Regions from separate parts of the Mus musculus genome. Here all the other regions are linked to region 1. Evidence: chromatin loops called from intact Hi-C (ENCODE). Cell type or tissue: gastrocnemius. All regions are shown on one strand. Links, peaks and the distances in the headings refer to the core of each region. The heading gives the core; the rest is flanking DNA.

Region 1 (5,447 bases), core at 338-5,337:
CACATTCATACTTGTTTATCTTGTTGCTCTCGTTTGCTTTAATCTCTACACTCCAAAATACATTATCACCACAGAGTTCTCAAGGACACAGAAAATTGCAGCATTGCTCATGTCTATGTACATCATGATAACTGTAGACCACACGTAAGCACTGGCAGCCTCTGCTTTGAGAGCACTGTAGTGTGCATACGCCTGTCTTCTAATGCTGGTTATCCCTACACTGGGCTGCAGTCCTTGTGCAGGAACCATGTCTATTCGCTAACTGAAATAGAATATTCCCTTTTCCCTCCCAGAGAACGCTACTATATATTCACAGTCATTGTTACAGTTCTTTAATTTTTATAGCTCCAGGAAGCACAACTAAATTTTTCTTTCCTCTCATGCTTTCACTAAAGTCACTATATAAATTTTCAATATAGGGTTCTTGGGCCCACCAGATCAGCCAGTCAGATTGCAAATTCCAGCCTAAAGTTTAGGAATATCCTAGATATAGCTATGATTCACAAGCTAAGAGTATACTTATAATCTGTAAATCCAAAAGAAGCTACACAGTAATTTTTGTTTTTGAGACAGAATCCCTCTCTTACACAGCTCTAGCCATCCTGGAACTCAGTTTGAAGATGAGGCTAGCCTTACACTTACAAAGATCCATTTGTCTCTACCTCCCAAATACTAGGATTAAAAGCATGTGTCACCATGCCTGCCTGCGTTCAAGATTTTTATGCTTTTTTAATTTCATTTTTCAAATGATTGTATTTCTAAGGAAAGAATACATAAAATTTAGAAGCCTAAATTCTGATCTTCTAGGTGAGTCTAAAAAAAAATTATTTAATTATTCTTGCCAAATTTTTCATTTGAAAGAAAAAAGTCTCTAAAGGGATTAACATTGGTCTTGAGTTTCACATAATTATTAAAGATTCAGTTTGGGACAATCATTGTCTACACTTTCAAATGCGCTGGGAAGAACACTGGCTTAATCTACCTGGCAACATTCCCCCTGTATTTCTTCTTCTCCCAGGTTTTTAGTGTATTGTGTGGATAGATTCCGGGGACTAGGAGTGCACTGATGCCCAACAGTAAAGAGCCCATTCTGCATGCACAGGCCCTGGATTCAGTTCCATTCTAGAAGCAGAATTCAAGTGAGAAGGTAATTCATATAGGGCAAGCTGAGACCCAATTCTGCATTATTTTCTGCCAGTTATAAAAATAATAATAAACATACTTTTGGTGCCTACCACCCCACTTCTCAGCTTCCTTCATAAGGCAGATTATTGACTCACTGACATGTATGTGTGAATAAATATACATTCATAAGTATGACTGCTCAAATGCTAGATTCTAAGCTAGACAAAGAAAAGATAAAACAGAAATTATGGCCAGTAAAGAACAATATAAATGTTAGATAAGCTGTAGTGTGCAGGCGCTAAAATATCATTACATCCTGATGATGACATTATCCCTCCATGATTATACAATTTGTCTTCAGAAATAAGAAATGTGGTCGAGCCTGGGTTATGTATTGAAACCTTGTCTCAAAAAAACAAACAAAGAACAAAACAACAAAATGAAGCAAAACAAAAAAAGTCGAACTGAATTATCCAAGAATATAGCAGGGGCATGAAAAAATTAAACAACCTCACCCCCCCCCATAAGCCCTTGTGTTTATGTCTCCATTAATAAAGAATAAAGCTGAGGATATACTCTATAGTTATGTCACCGAAGATGTCAGAGACTGAAGGCCAAAATGCTTCAGAAAGATGCTATGGATGAATGAAAACCTTAGGCCAGGCGCTGAAGAGATGACTCAGTGGTTAAGAGCACTTACTGCTCTTTCAAGAGGATTTGGCTCAGTTCCCAGCACTCACAAGGTAGCTCACAACCACAATTTTCTCCAGTTCCAGGAAATCTGATTCTTTTTTGATCTCCAAAGGCATCAGGTACGTTAAATGGTGCATGTGCATACACGCAAACAATACACTCACACACACAAAAATCTAAACCAATAACCCCCTCACATATCCACGGTCTAATGTGATGAGTCCTAAAATCCCAAGTTGATTTTAGTATCTGAAGGAGTTAGGGAAAGACCACAAAACTCTTCTACAGGAATGTCTAAGACAGGTATCTTATGCAGAAGATAGCATTTTTTAATTATCCCGTTTCTTTATAATTACAAGATTTTTAAGTTTGGGGTATGTTTTCGTGGGTTTTTTTTTCCCCTTTAAATTTCTGTTTCTACTTCCTAACCTCGTCAACTTCCATTTTACAAGAACGTAAACGCAGGGTTCAAGTCCAGCATTAATTACTACAGGCTCGCTTAAGTTTTCAAGGCAGCAGTCTGCTTTCTAAAACTCAGCTTTTGGCGGGAGGTGCTGTTTCCTAAGTTACCAAACCTTGGGGGATTAGAAGCCAGGGGTGGAAAAGAGAAGCAGGGCACGACCATGGCCATGAGCCCTGCGACAGGAGCCCCCGAGGCGCGAGCGCTCCCCTCAGGGAGCCCGAGCGCTCAGTGTCAGTAGGTACCTGACTGCGGGCGGCCGGTCCACAGCCCCCTCCCGCCGGCCAGGCCTCGGCCGGGTCTCCGAAAAGCCACCGCCCTGGCCAGCATCCACAGCATCGCCCCTCAACCCCAGCGAGAGCGCCCCGCGACCTCCCTCCTTGACCTTAGGCCCCCTCAGCCCCGCCCCCCCAGCCAGCCCGGCCCCGCCGCCAGCCCCGCCCCCTCCGCAAAGACCCTCCCCCTGGTCGCCCTCGCACTCTTCCCCGCCCACCACGCCCTCCGCTTCCGCCCAGGCCTCCACCTCAGTCTCACTCGGCCCCGCCCCCTTGGACGATCCTGTTCAACCGAGTCTCTCGCCTCACACCCTTCGGCCCCGCCTCTTGGCTCATGGCCCCGCCCCCGAATCCGGCTGACGCTTCACTCCTTGCTTCCCGGAAGCCTCCAAGACGGATGGCCCTACCCCTCTGATCCGCCCTCTTCGGAACCCGCACGCCCCTCTCCCACCCTCACAGCCAATAAGGCCTGATGATCGGTTTCCTCTCTTCCGCTTCCGTCTTCGTGTACTGGGGGTCTCCGGGAAGACCGTTGACGACTGTGCTCGTGCTGCGGCCGGAGATTTAGTTTCCCCTTTACAGTCTTTCCTCCTCTCAGACACGCCCACCATTCTTCCATTGAGTGACCTGTTTACCTGCCCTCTTGCAGAAACTTGGTGAGATCGGAACCTTTGTGCAGCCGGAACTAAGGTGCGGTAGTCCGCTGGGAGCCGGAAGGGTGTATAAATAGAGGAATACCAGTTTCCTTCTGGCGGTTGATCGCAGAGGTTCCGGTGAGGCGTTCGGCGTGTGAGCTCTGCGGCTTCGTTTCCTGATATGCACCGACCGAATTTTCGACCCCCAACTCCTCCGTACCCCAGCCCGGGGATAGGAGGTTGGGGTGGCGGAAATAACTTCCGGGGTGCCCTGGGCGGGGGGCCGCGGCCGCCCTCCCCGCGGGACGGGTACGGGAGTCCGCACCACACTCCGCCCTGCGGGCCCCGGGCTAGGCCGTACGGGAGCAGCCAGTCTCCGCGGCACGGCGGCAACTTCTCGGGGGCCCGCTTCGGGTCTCCGTCCCCGGGCGGCTACCCAGGCTCCTACTCCAGGTCCCCCGCGGGGTCCCAGCATCAGTTCGGCTACTCCCCAGGGCAGCAGCAGACCTACCCCCAGGTAAAGACAATAGCTAGCGTTTGCCGAACTCTTCCTGTGATGGCAGACGTGATACGAAACATTCCCTTTCCGTGGATTGTTTAATCCTCCGATACTACGTTGGCCCAGTTTTGCAGATGAGTAACCTGAGGCGTAAAGAAATTATCTAAGACTACCATAAGTGGCGGAGCTCTAGTTCTCTGTCCACAGAAACTGCTCTCAGCCAGCATACCACATTCGTATACAAACTTCTTTAATCCTCCATTTCTTCTCCCACCCACCCCCAGAGGTTTTTATTTGGTTTTGGGTTTTTTGTCATTTATTTCAGTGAATTGTCCTGGATTCCTAGGGGGAGGACAGTAAATGATTCCCTATTGTGTAGTATGGCACCTCTAGACTGTAGTCTACTGCCATTTTCCTACAGATGTCCCTCCCTTGTTTTTGCATCCTTGCTTTTTTTAAAAGAAACAATTATTTTATTTCGAGCCATATTTATACCTACTCAAAGTTCTCTTGAAGGAAAAATAGAAAATTTGAAATTGAGGAAACTTCCCCTCTTCTCCATGAGTGAATACAAGACAGGAAGTAGCTAACAACTTGTATCTCGGTGGTTTTGCAAAATTGAATATGCTCACCCATATGAATCCTTATGAGTTGGAGTTAATAAGAATAGAAAATTTTCATGCAATATAAAAGTTCTAGAAATTTGAAGCCTATCAGGTTAAAAAGTAAGTTTCCAAGAAGTGAATACAGTGAACCACTGCTTGTACTGGGTTTATTTGTATTTAATAGCTGCAGGGTTGGTTATCACATTAGAAACTGAAAGGTTTTAAGATGATAGCAGACATTTCTAAAAGAGAAATATACAATTGGTTTTAGTAATTTTTAAAAGCACTAGATTAAAGAAATTTGCAACTGAATATATTGGGTTTCAATTGACAACTTTTAATGTGATTCCCCACTAATATTAAACTAGAGGAGAAAGTACCAGTTATCTCTTACTAGATGTTTTTATTTTTAACTGATGATTTTTTTCCTAAAGGGTTCTCCAAGGACATCTACACCATTTGGATCAGGGCGTGGTAGAGAAAAAAGAATGTCTAATGAGTTGGAAAGTTATTTTAAGCCTTCAATGCTTGAAGACCCTTGGGCTGGCCTAGAACCAGTGTCTGTAGTGGATATAAGCCAACAGTACAGCAATACGCAAACATTCACAGGCAAAAAAGGAAGATACTTTTCTTAATATTTCTGAAATTCACCTGGAAGCTTCATGTGTCAGGAACATCCTGGACAGAACTTTTACTTGTGTAAAAGAGTTGAACCCAAGGATGATGACTTTGAATAATGATTAGCAGACCTTTGGTATATCTCCAACTTTATCAAGTGTTGATAACAGCGGAAATGATAGGACAATTTACAGTATTTAGCTATCTGGGAGTGTGTATCATAGAACACAGTTTTCATATTTGACATTTCCAATATAACAGACATTTGTTTTTTTCAATGTTTTAAAATAAAACGTTTTTTGTCTTCCTAATTGTGATTTTTGTGAATATGTAGAATTGCTAAAACAATGCTTCAGTAATCACTTAGACTTTGAGGGTAAATGTTTTGCAAACTATTTTTTAATGAAATGACAAGCTATCTTAGACAGTTTTCTATATATTTATTAATAGAAAATAGTTCTACATCCATTTTTTTGTATTTTTGTTAAGATATTGAAACTTAAAATCACTGGAAGTCACTTAATATGATTTATACTT
Region 2 (5,447 bases), core at 304-5,303, 110 kb after region 1:
CTATCATCCCTTCACTTACCTATTCAACGATTATTAAGAGTGTATAACCACCCAAATACAGTGCTGAGCACTAGGAATTCAATGATGGGGAAGACAGGCCAGATGCCACTTGTGGAGCTTACAATCTCGTCTATTCATTAAAGAGCCAGTCATCTGACTCTACTACTAAACCTAGAAACAAATAAAACTTTTTGCATTAAGCTGGACAAGTGAATTCATGTTCCTCAGCAGTAAGTACATTTGCTATTTTTCTAAATCTTGTTTTTCAAGTAACTATTTAGTCATCAATTCTGGTCCTCAAATTTTAAGAATAGCATTTAACAAGCAACACAATGCAAACAAACAAACCAAACAAACAAAAACAAAATAAAAAACCTGAAGTCCATACCTTGTAATAATAATAAAAAAAAAATTCCAAAGCTATTGGCCCAGAGAGAAGACCTGGAAACATGACAACTATCTTCCAAGATTTAAAGAACTAGTTCACAAACTTGTTGTGTACATTCCAAAGCATTATACACAGATGCAGATTTCTATTTCCATATGAAGACTTTTAACAATTCAAACTATTCACAATTCAACCACTTTAGATTTCTTTAGGGAAATCTATACTTTATAAAATAAAAAGGCAAGTATTAAATATTACTGTTTAGCAAACTAAGTCGTCAATGGTTTTGCTAAGAAGCCTAACAAATCATGCAGTAAAGAAACTGGGAAAATCATCTCTGAACTCAAGTCCAACAAAGACTGCCCAAACAATGTGTTCCCACCTACTGATGTATTCAGGAGTGAACCACATAGCCAGTTGTTAGAAATGTTGACCAATATTACTGAAAAGCTTCTTCCAAAAATGAACCCTTTGGAAATACAGCTGGTCAATACACACACCATGAAGACTCCCTAGTAAATGTACTTTCTATATGCTAGCTCTATGAGGACAGTAACTTTGTCTTTCTTCACTGCTACACTGCCCTGCCAAAACTATCACTGACATATAATATGTGCTCTTAGATATTTGCTAAGCATGCAGTCCTAATCACACAAACTGTACTATGTAGTACACACCACCAACCTTACTAAACCTTACCAAATCTAACCACGTTATTTAAATTGCCATTACATACTTAAATGACTATATAAAGTTATAAAACTTTAAAAACCTAGTCAATCCTAGGACTAGTTTACCAAACCATAAAACCTAGATGGCCCAAATATGTTAAGTAATATAAGAAGCTACAAGACCTGCAAAGTACTCAAAAGCTACTTTTAATTCACTCTACAAAATAGATATGTATCAATATACACACATTTTCAGACTGTTACCGTATAACAATGGCTTAACAGCTATATAAAAGCAGTATTCAAATTTCAGATTATATTATCTCTACAAAAATTTCTGAACACGTTCATGAGAATTGTTATTACTTAAAAGGCCTAACTTTACAGTGAGCAGTTTCAGATTTATAGTGGCCTGAGAATGTACTAAGCCATTCACGCAGTTACGCTGTACCACTATATCCACTTATATATATTATTGGCAACTGGGTACTGGACATAGCTGTCATTTCCCCCTCCTTTTTAAAACCATGACTTTGAAAGATCAGATTTAAAAAAAAAAACCTACCCAACACAAGAATCACTCTCATATATAATTTATCTTCAAACTATTTTTATCAACATCTACTTACATGTATTTTGAGTATTAAACTTTACAAAAGCTGCTTTTCCCATCCCCGTATTAACCACATGAAACATCTGCAATCCTTATCTAACTGACATCACCTCCTGAATCTGATTGCTCTTTAATATAAGTCCCTGTATATTAGTAAAGCACCAACAAAGTGACGTTTTCTCCATAAGCAGGTATTAAGACAAATTAAGCCAAAATAGCAATGCTGGAAAAGGAGAGCATTTTGCACTAACCTGCTGACAGTTAAAAGCAACAAGTTAAAAACTTTGAACTCTTAGGACTCATCCCTGCCTAGGCTGGTCGCTTGGTCCCTCCCACCCTCACAGGTGCATTCAGCACTCCCCTCTCCGCTAGAAACCCACCCTCCGACCCGGAGCGCTGGCCTGGGAAGCGGACCGAGTAAACCAGAGGCGCCTCGCCCCACCTTCCCCGCCTCCTAGGGTTGGGGGGACAGGACTCACCTGAGTACTGGGCTGTAGGGGCTGCGCGAGCGCCGCCAGCTGCTGCTGCTGTACGGGCTGGGGGATACGTCGCCGCCCCGCTCGTAGGAGCTGTGGCGGCTGTAGCTGGGCGAGCGGCGCCGGCTATAGGGGCTCGGGGAGCGCGGCAGCCGCCGGGAATAAGGACTGCTGCCACCTCCCGCCGGACTGGGGGACTTGCGGCTCCGAAGGCTCTGCGAGGCCCTGTGGGACACCGGGCTTTCGTCCCGGCCTCCCAGCGGGCTCAGGGACCGCTGCCGCCGCCTGTAGGCCTTCGGCTCGCTCTTGTCCTCCCGGTAGGCCTTGGGCGGCTCCTTGTAGGCCGAGGGCGGTTCCTTGGACGACTTAGTCCGGCTGCGGTGGGCCTTGAGGTCCCGGTCCTTGCGGCTGCTACTGCTGCTGGACGTAGCCGACGCGCTCTTGCGGCGGCCGCCGCTGCTGCTGCTGCTGCCGCTCTTGGCGGCCTCCGCCCGCTCCTCGCCGCTGTGTCCGTGGCGGCTGCGGGCCTTTGAGGCCTCGCTGCCGCTGCGCGTCCCGTCCCGCCGCCGGTGCTCGCGGTGGCGCTCCTTGCTGCGGCCGCTGCTGCTGCGGCGGTCCCGGCGCGGCCTGCGCTCCGACCCCTCCGCGCGCCTCTGCGTGCCGGAGGAGGAGGCCGGACTCCCGCCGTTGCCCCCCGTTCCCCCGGCAGCCGTCGCCGCCGTTGCCGCGCTGGCGCCCCCCAGCAGCAGCCCCTGCTCGGACTGGGAGCTCACATCCTCGTACTCCACCAGCGGGGTCACACCCCCGCCGCTACTGGCACCGCCACCGCCGTCCTGCTGCGGCTGGGGCAGCGAGAAGACCCGGCGCTTCTCCGCCTCCTGCCCGGCGCGGGGCCCGCGGCGCCGCTTCTGCCGCCCTCCGGGGCGCCTCTTGCCTCTCGCCAGCCGCTTGACCTCCAGAGGAGGGCCCGGGCTGAAGCAAGAGGAGGAGGCCGCGGCGGCGGCGGCTGCGGCGGCGGCCGCGCCGGGGGCAGCCAGGAAGAGCAGAGGCGGCGGGGGCGGCGGCGGTTGCAGGAGCTGCGGCTGCAGGAGCGGCAACAGCAGCGGCGGCTGCTGAGGGGACAGGAATCGCCTCCGCTTGCGGCGCTCCTCCAACTTCTTCTCGGCCCAGCTCAGGCCCCCGCCTCCCCCCAGCGCCGTGTCCGAGCTACTCGGCATCGCCTAGAGCCCGCCGCAGAGTGCGGCGCGGGTGCGGCCTCCTCCGGGGTCAGACCCTGGCCATGTCCCCCGCCGGGAAGGGGGACGGCAGCCGCGGCGGAGGGGTAGCGAGCAGCAGGGCCGGCCGGGAGTCGCGCCACGATAATCCGGGTCGGGACGCGCGTCCCCGGTTCCAGTCGCGGTGTGTGCGCAGCGGCGTCAGGGCCTGGCGCGGGAGGATCCTATCCTCGGCGGAAAGCCGGCCGTGCCGGGCGGCGGCGGTGGCGGCGGCGGCGGCGGCCTCGGGCTCCGGCGGCGCAACGCGGAAGTGCCACCGCGGGCCGCGCTTCACTCCATCGTCCTGACGTCGGGGGCGAGCTCGCGGGAGGGCAGTGGGCGCGACCACAGCACGCCTCCGTCGCCGGCCGGCCGCGGCGCGTCCACGTCGTCCTGTGGCGGCGGCGGCGACACCCCGCGGCGCTCGGACGGGCCTGGGCCTGGCGCCCCGAGGGCACTGCGCGCAGCTTCCGGAGCGGGGGCGCGGCTCGCTGTCCTCCGCCCCTCCACGCGGGCTCCGCGCGCGCCGCTCGCCCCTCCCTGCCCTCCGCGTTCTCCCTGCGGGACGGCGACGCGACTGGCTGGCCGAGCCCTCGCCGCGCACCACCCACTCGCCGCGTTCCTCAAGACTTTTGCCCCTAAACCCAACGCTAGGTCGGCGGCGCGCACGCTCGTCACGTTCGGGGACGCCGATGGAGAGAGCGAGCGCGGGCGAGGGGAGGTGCTGCGTGCTCGCGCCCGCCGGGACCCTGGCCGTCACCGGAAGTGACGCGAGGAGCCACTCCACTTCCGGCAGGGGTGGGACGGAGGAGCAGGGTTAAAGAAAGGAGAGGAGGCGTGGGCTGCGCTGTGCTGTCGCTGGAGGCCTTCCCTCCGGCGCCACTCATGGCGCTTGTTGCTCGCCTCCAGTGAAAAGGTCACGGCAGGACCCGGGAGAACCTTGACGACTACCTTTTCCCCAGCCACGGGATCGGAACATCTGTGAGAGCAGACTCCCCACAGAGGGCGAATGTGACGTTAGCTTGACTAGACTCACGTACGCCCAAGTTCAAGGACCCATCGTAACCTAAAAATATACTTGGTGTTCATAGCTTCGAGCTTCCGCGACACTGACGTTTCGGAACCTTTAAAAAGCCTTACACAGGGCTGGAGAGGTGGCTCAGAGGTTAAGAACACTCACTGCTCTTCCAGAGGTCCTGAGTTCAATTCCCAGCAACAGTATGGTGGCTCACAACCAGCTGTAATGGGGATCCCTCTTCTGATGTGTCACATACATGAAATAAGTAAATCTCTTTATAAAGCAAAAGCATTAAGTAAATCTGAAAGATGAGTCAAAATATCAAGGAGGACTACTAAAAATCCCAGGAACCTTAAAAACATTTTGTAGTAGTGGAAGCTGCCCTCTTTGTACTTTCACCTGTAATTATATCTAACTAAAGCTATGAGCTGTCAGCTACATAATGCCCTCATCTCTTGCCTTAAGATTGCCCTTCAGTTAGAGGCTAGGTATTCGGGGTAATTAGATTAAAATCTAAAAGGCTTATTGGTCATTAATACTGGAAAGAAGATAAACATTGCTCAGTGGGTACATGTAATTACCCCTTAACAAATTTATTCAGATCATCAGCTGGCTTTTAGTTCTTAAATACTTAGTAATCAAGTTGACCTCAGCATCATCTCACAAACTGATGGAAGCTCAGACTTTGAAGTTTACAAAAGATACTTGCTAGAAGATAGGTTTGAATAGCTACTTCTGACAAAGACAGGCCTGAGTGGAACACCCAGTGGAACCTTCTACACAGAAGGGGGCAAAGCAAAGATACTGGGAAACGAAATTTCAGAAGTATGTTACCTAAAGCAAATTTCTTCTTGACATCATTGTTAACTCGGAGTACTAAGGAGGAGAGCTTTTCAGAAAAATATCAACCTGTCCCATTATGCTGCTTTTCAAAGCCTGATGCAATGGCATATGTCTATTCCCAATACAATGGAGGTTAAAACAGGTCAAGGACGATGGTGAGTTCTGGCCTATCAGAACTCTACATA
Region 3 (5,447 bases), core at 223-5,222, 300 kb after region 1:
TGAAAATACTGTAGAAGTAAAGGGTCAATGGGTGGGAACACTGGGCTTCCTAAGGTCATAAACACGAATCGAAAATGAATGCTTGGCGAATTACCTCCTCTTCTCAATTATATAGTCTCCTTAATTTTCTAAAAGTCTCAACAAAATTTAAAACAATTTTTTTCTTTTTCTTTAAATGTGATTCTTTGCAGCAGTTTGTTTCTCTATAAGGACAGTCTAAAAACTATCCCCATCAAAGAGGCTGGCCCAACTCTTTGTCACCATTGGACCTGACTTTGTGGCTCTATTTTCTGCCATTATTGCTATGGTATCCTACAGGTATTTAAAGTTCAGGGCTCAAACAAGCAAGACCTCTTTCTCTCAGTAATTACGGTTTTCCCCCGTGGACTTCCAGCTGAAAGACCCACCATCTGTCCTCTATCACGTGTGCAGGTAAAACAGCGTTCTTTATTAGCAGAAAACCCCTCCTGAGTGATCAGTGCTCTGCCAAATGGCAACAAGAGAAAAGCAGCTGGGACACCTAGTGAAATGGAGGAATTAACCAACAACTCCTAGAAAACCTTCTGAAAGCAGTACTTTACATTCTGAAGAGCCATGCACCCAACAGCACGAAAAACACTTTTTTCTTTAAAAAAAGATTTATTTATTATATGTAAGTACACTGTAGCTGTCTTCAGACACTCCAGAAGAGGGAGTCAGATCTTGTTAGAGATGGTTGTGAGCCACTATGTGGTTGCTGGGATTTGAACTTCAGACCTTCGGAAGAGCAGTCGGGTGCTCTTACCCACTGAGCCATTTCACCAGCCCCCGAAAAACACTTTTAAACACTGAATTTTTACATATTACCTCTATTAAAGACCTTCATTAGAATTGTGGCTAAATGATTCATCATTTAAAATTTTAAAATTACCTCAGTGTTCCTCTAAGGAGTCCATAGTTTATAATGACGTCTGCACCCTCTTTGTACCCTTGATTGAAGCCCCGTTGAAGAGTAAGTGCTTTGCCGGCATCTAGCCCATCTCTGTAACCCTCCTAAAAAGAAGAAAAAACCCAGTTGTAACTGACACCAAGTGAGTCTTCTCAGGAAAAGCACTGAACCAATTTTGAAGACAAATTTAGGTTTGTACTATATTAACTGAATTATGATATGGCAGAGACATAAATCCAAAGCAGAATGTTTCTCCTAAAATCTTATTATTGGTTCATCTTTCCTTGTCAGATCTGTCTTATTTTTTTAAAATGTTTTCCAGGCTGGCCTGGAGCTCCTTATCCTACCTTCCTCACTCTCCTAATCGATGACAGGCAGATGCCTCGATGCCACACGGGGAAGTCACTTTGGAAATCTAGGGTTACTGTGCAAACATTAAATATCAGTTGTTATGTTTTTTTTAAAAACTGTGTTAGCAAGGTCTTCACAGAAATGGGAAACTACATGTCTGGTCTCTTGGTAACGGACTAGAATAGGATAGATAAGGAGGCTGGCAAGGCCTGGGAAGAGGGAACTATTTTAGGAACAGTGAAGAGGAAGTCTGATTTTAGAAATCTAATCTAAACTGTGGCATAGAGATTTGTCTTATTATTATTATTAGTTTAGCCCTGGATTCCTATGGTATTTTTGTAATGATATGATGGTTGCTGGGCTCAACAAATATGAACTTACTGGAACATTAAATTAGGGTTGACATAACTGCAGCTTTAAGAGGGTAATTTAATGGCTAGTATATTGGGTGGATGCAGTTCTTATCTTTTAAACAGTTAAGTAACATATATTTACTTATTTTTCTTGAGGGAGGCATTTATTTACTTCCTTGAGCGTGAAGGTCAGAAAATAACTTCCAGAAACCCATTCTGTCCTTCCACAAAGTACGTTCCAGGGATCGAACGCAGGTCTTTATACTCTGGAATCCACCCCCATGTGGAGACAGATCTTAGCAAGTAGTTCTCACCCAGAAAAAGCGCCGATTCTACCCAAATAGTACTAAGCAAGTTTCAATGAATGGCAAGACAGGTCCGGATTGAATAACGCATTTAAAGTAAAGCTGGAACAGTATTCCCTTCTCTACCTCCCCCTTACCTTCCCTTGACAACATTCTCAGTTCACCCTTCTCCAAGCCTTGATAACATCACGCCTAACTTTGGACTCTCTGTGACTGCGTTCTCTGCGGGCCATCAGCCTAGTGGGTGTGCATTTCTCCTCCTCTGCTCCCCCGACCCCAAACTGCACACTCTTGAGGGACTGAATAAAGTTCACGTTGTAGAGTAGGGTCAATGTCCCTGCTCCAAACCCGGTGGGGCTCCGAAAGAGCACCAAGAAACAACCAGGATTCTTAAGACCCGGCAACACTGGAGCGCGCTGGCTCGGAGACCCGCGCTCCTCCGCCCAGGCTTCTGCGTGCGTGCCCCTGCCAGGGAGCCCCCGGGTCCCGCCTGGGAGTCCCTTTCTCCCGCGTCCCGTCCATTTACTTGGACTCGTTTCCGCATGTGACCCTGCCATTCCCGCTGCGCTAACAGAGACTCGTCCGCTTCCTCGTCAAACACGTCCTGGTCTCCAGGGCTCGCGTTCTCCGGAGCCGCTCGAAACCAAGACATCGCCCGGAACACCACGAGTCCCGGAGCCGCCGGAAACCCGGGCAAGTGCTTCCGGTTCGGGGGGCGGGACGAAAGGACAAGGCGTGGGACGGAGGGGCGTGTGCGGCTCCCCTTGCGGCTTGGAGGCTAAGGGTTGGGTCTCTTCCTACGCCTCTGGGATGGGCAGCGTGGGGCTAGCTGGGTGCTGCAAGCTAAGTCCCACCATTCAAGGGCTGAGATTCAGTTTCTGCAAGTGCTGAAGGCATTGGACGCCCACGTGCAGCCAAGAACTTTAGAATGTGAAAGCTGATTCTAGGATCGGTTTGAGATTAAGTAATGGGAACACTTTTGTAAAACCAGCGTCCATTGGCAATTTCCCTCTTAGCCTTTGACTAGGAGAGTTAAGGAATGTGGCTCAAGCATTTAGCAACTTCTGGCTGGGAGTTCATGTTGAAGAACTGCACATCAGTAGCGTTCTTGTTTTGTCATGTGATAACTGAATTTTTCTGACAATTTGTTTTGAATACCTATTTCGCATCACTCATCATTTTGGGACAGCGCACTATAGGAATAAAAGTTCTCAGTCCCAATGGACTTCCTATTAGTGTAGAAACGGCCAGTTAGCCAACAATACTTATAAGTAACTCATAGTTTGAAGACTGTAAGTGATATGAAAAAAGTAATCATTGTGAGGGAAGAGGAAACAGGTTACTGTTTTAGTTTATTTTACATTTTTGTCCTGAAGGCAAAAGTTTTGCCAATAAGGAATATATGCTCTGTCAATAAGTTATCCCCTACACAAAGTTATTACTTTTTATCTTCAGAGAGAATTTTGTATCCTATAAATGTATGTATAAAACCAAATATAAAATGTGATAAGGTGTATGTATATAGAGATCTTAATTAGAAGCAAAATGGCAGTATAGGAAGCCATAGAAATAGTGATTGAAATGAGTAAGATAGAAAACTTCTGTGAGTTGGCTCAGTGGGTAAAGTCCCAGGAACGGTGTCAATCACCAGGACCCACGTGATGGAAGGAGAGATTAAACTCCTACAAATTGTCCTCTGACCTACACACACACACACACACACACACACACACCATATGAAAACAAATGCAATAAAAAAAATCCAACTCAACCCTTGCATGATAAACCCTAAAGGACAGGGTCTGAAGAGATGGCTCAGCAATTACAAACACTTGCTGCTCTTCTGGGGGATGTTAACTTGGTTCTGGGCATCTACATACAATTGGGTGATGGCTCACAACCACCTGTGACACCAGCTCCAGGGAGTCTCAAGCCCTCTTCTGGCCTCCAAAAGTGCTTGTGCACACATGGCATACATGCATACAAATACATACACATATAAGTAAAAATAAATATTAGAAAACAGATAATCTTGTCCTGCCTCTTATTAAAAAGAGCGAAAAAAATGTAGGAGGGTGTGAATAATTTTGAACTTCTGATTATTCTGTGTCTAACTCCTGAGTGCTAGGATTACAGATGTACATCAGCATGCCCAGTTTGTGTGGTGTTGGGGATTGGATACAGGATTCCAGCATTCATTGCACCAACTGAGAGACATCTCCACACCTTTCAATGAATATATACCCTTTAAAAGTTGAACTATCTGAGCTATAGCTTAGTCAGTAAAATAATTACATTGCAAGGAAGAAGAGAAGAATTAGAACCCCATACCGCACACTAAAAAAAGCCAGATGTAATAATGTGAGTTTGTAATTCCAGATCTTGGAAGGTGGACACAAGTGGATTCCTGGGACTTTCTGGTCAGCCAGAATAGTAAACTCAGGCTCAGCTAATCCAGCCCCCCTCACCAAAGGTGCATAGTACCTAAGAAATGATGCTGAAGTTGTCCTTTGTCATGCACCCTAACATTCCTGCGCCTGAATACTCACAAGAAAGCACATATGTATGTGTATACACACACACACACACACACACACACACACACACACACACAAATTGTCTTACTGCATTTTAAAACAGGTTTTCAACTTTCTCTGCTGTGGCCCTTCTGCTGTTGTAGTGCCAGGGAAGTTTAGACATTTCAAAACAAACAAACAAACCAAAACAAAACCAGTCAGGAGCCAATCTGATGTAACTTAGAGCAGGGTCTTTATTTTATTTGGGCTAGCTCAGGCCCCTCAGCTCACCACTGACATGAAGGATGGTTTTGGTGGAGAGAGGAGCCCCGGATAGCTATCAGGGCAAAGCCTAATACTAAGCAGCAAGTAGGGGTAAGCTTGTAAGCATCTAATTGGAAAGCTACTGTGGCCTTTAATATAACTGTTTGATGCTGGGAGTCACATCATAGATTTAATTTCTGCTCCCCTCTGCATTGTTGGTCCTTAGGTAAGGCTTGTAACCAGGGGGTGCAGGTTTGTTGGGGGAATAACCTGGTGACACTGGTCTTGTTGTGGATGTAACCTGGAAATGCTGGCCTTGTTGGGGGTGGGACTGGAGCTAGGCTTGGGTTTTGCTGGGGGAATAACTTTGAAACTAATGTTAGATACCAGCCTATTAGTTTACCTGAATTTAAACTTACGCCAAGTTCTCTAAAAAAATGGAGTGCGAATTTAAAAGATCTAGCCTCTCACTGTGGCCCCTTTCACTGAGAAATTTTCATACAACTGTTGAAGGATATTTGATCACATTGTGAACCCAGAGATTGTGAACTGTAAAACCTGTTCCTAGCTGTTGTATGGCTCAGCCTTTGATACTAGACCTTGTTTATGATAAACAAGTACCTGTGTTCCTCAGCCCTAGCACACTCCTTTAATCCAAGAGGTAAATAAAGTCAACCCTAGGTCAAGAGGTGGAGCAAGTGACCAGGGGAGTGAACATATGTAAACAGAA

Evidence for each region. Peaks named below come from ENCODE experiments on the same cell type or tissue, not always from the same donor. Only the 100,000 strongest peaks of a DNase experiment are listed, where the experiment ranks them.
Region 2: a loop joins it to region 1, with 6 times the contacts of the local background. A loop is called at or near these places in 11 of 42 quality-filtered maps.
Region 3: it touches region 1 in a loop (5-fold over the local background); 3 of 42 quality-filtered maps call a loop at or near these places.

What each region holds. Positions count from the first base shown.
Region 1 is chr13:17,692,116-17,697,562 of GRCm38, forward strand. Sugct (succinyl-CoA glutarate-CoA transferase) reads right to left here and starts at 2,650. Exons shown (of 14, transcript NM_138654.3): 1 at 2,524-2,650. The coding sequence starts at 2,617. Mplkip (M-phase specific PLK1 intereacting protein) reads left to right here and starts at 3,298. Exons shown (of 2, transcript NM_025479.6): 1 at 3,298-3,705; 2 at 4,727-5,447. The coding sequence starts at 3,370. The coding sequence ends at 4,927. In gastrocnemius, for the core only: no CTCF peak of the experiment used is centred there; DNase peaks (open chromatin) are centred at 2,874 and 3,262; H3K4me3 peaks cover 3,111 bases; H3K27ac peaks cover 2,202 bases.
Region 2 is chr13:17,801,287-17,806,733 of GRCm38, forward strand. Cdk13 (cyclin-dependent kinase 13) reads right to left here and starts at 3,811. Exons shown (of 14, transcript NM_027118.1): 1 at 2,152-3,811. The coding sequence starts at 3,365. In gastrocnemius, for the core only: a CTCF peak has its summit at 2,337; DNase peaks (open chromatin) are centred at 2,372, 2,955, 3,429 and 4,100; H3K4me3 peaks cover 4,912 bases; H3K27ac peaks cover 4,573 bases.
Region 3 is chr13:17,990,718-17,996,164 of GRCm38, forward strand. Yae1d1 (Yae1 domain containing 1) reads right to left here and starts at 2,634. Exons shown (of 3, transcript NM_025904.3): 1 at 2,464-2,634; 2 at 911-1,032. The coding sequence starts at 2,589. In gastrocnemius, for the core only: a CTCF peak has its summit at 2,706; a DNase peak (open chromatin) is centred at 2,644; H3K4me3 peaks cover 2,301 bases; H3K27ac peaks cover 1,412 bases.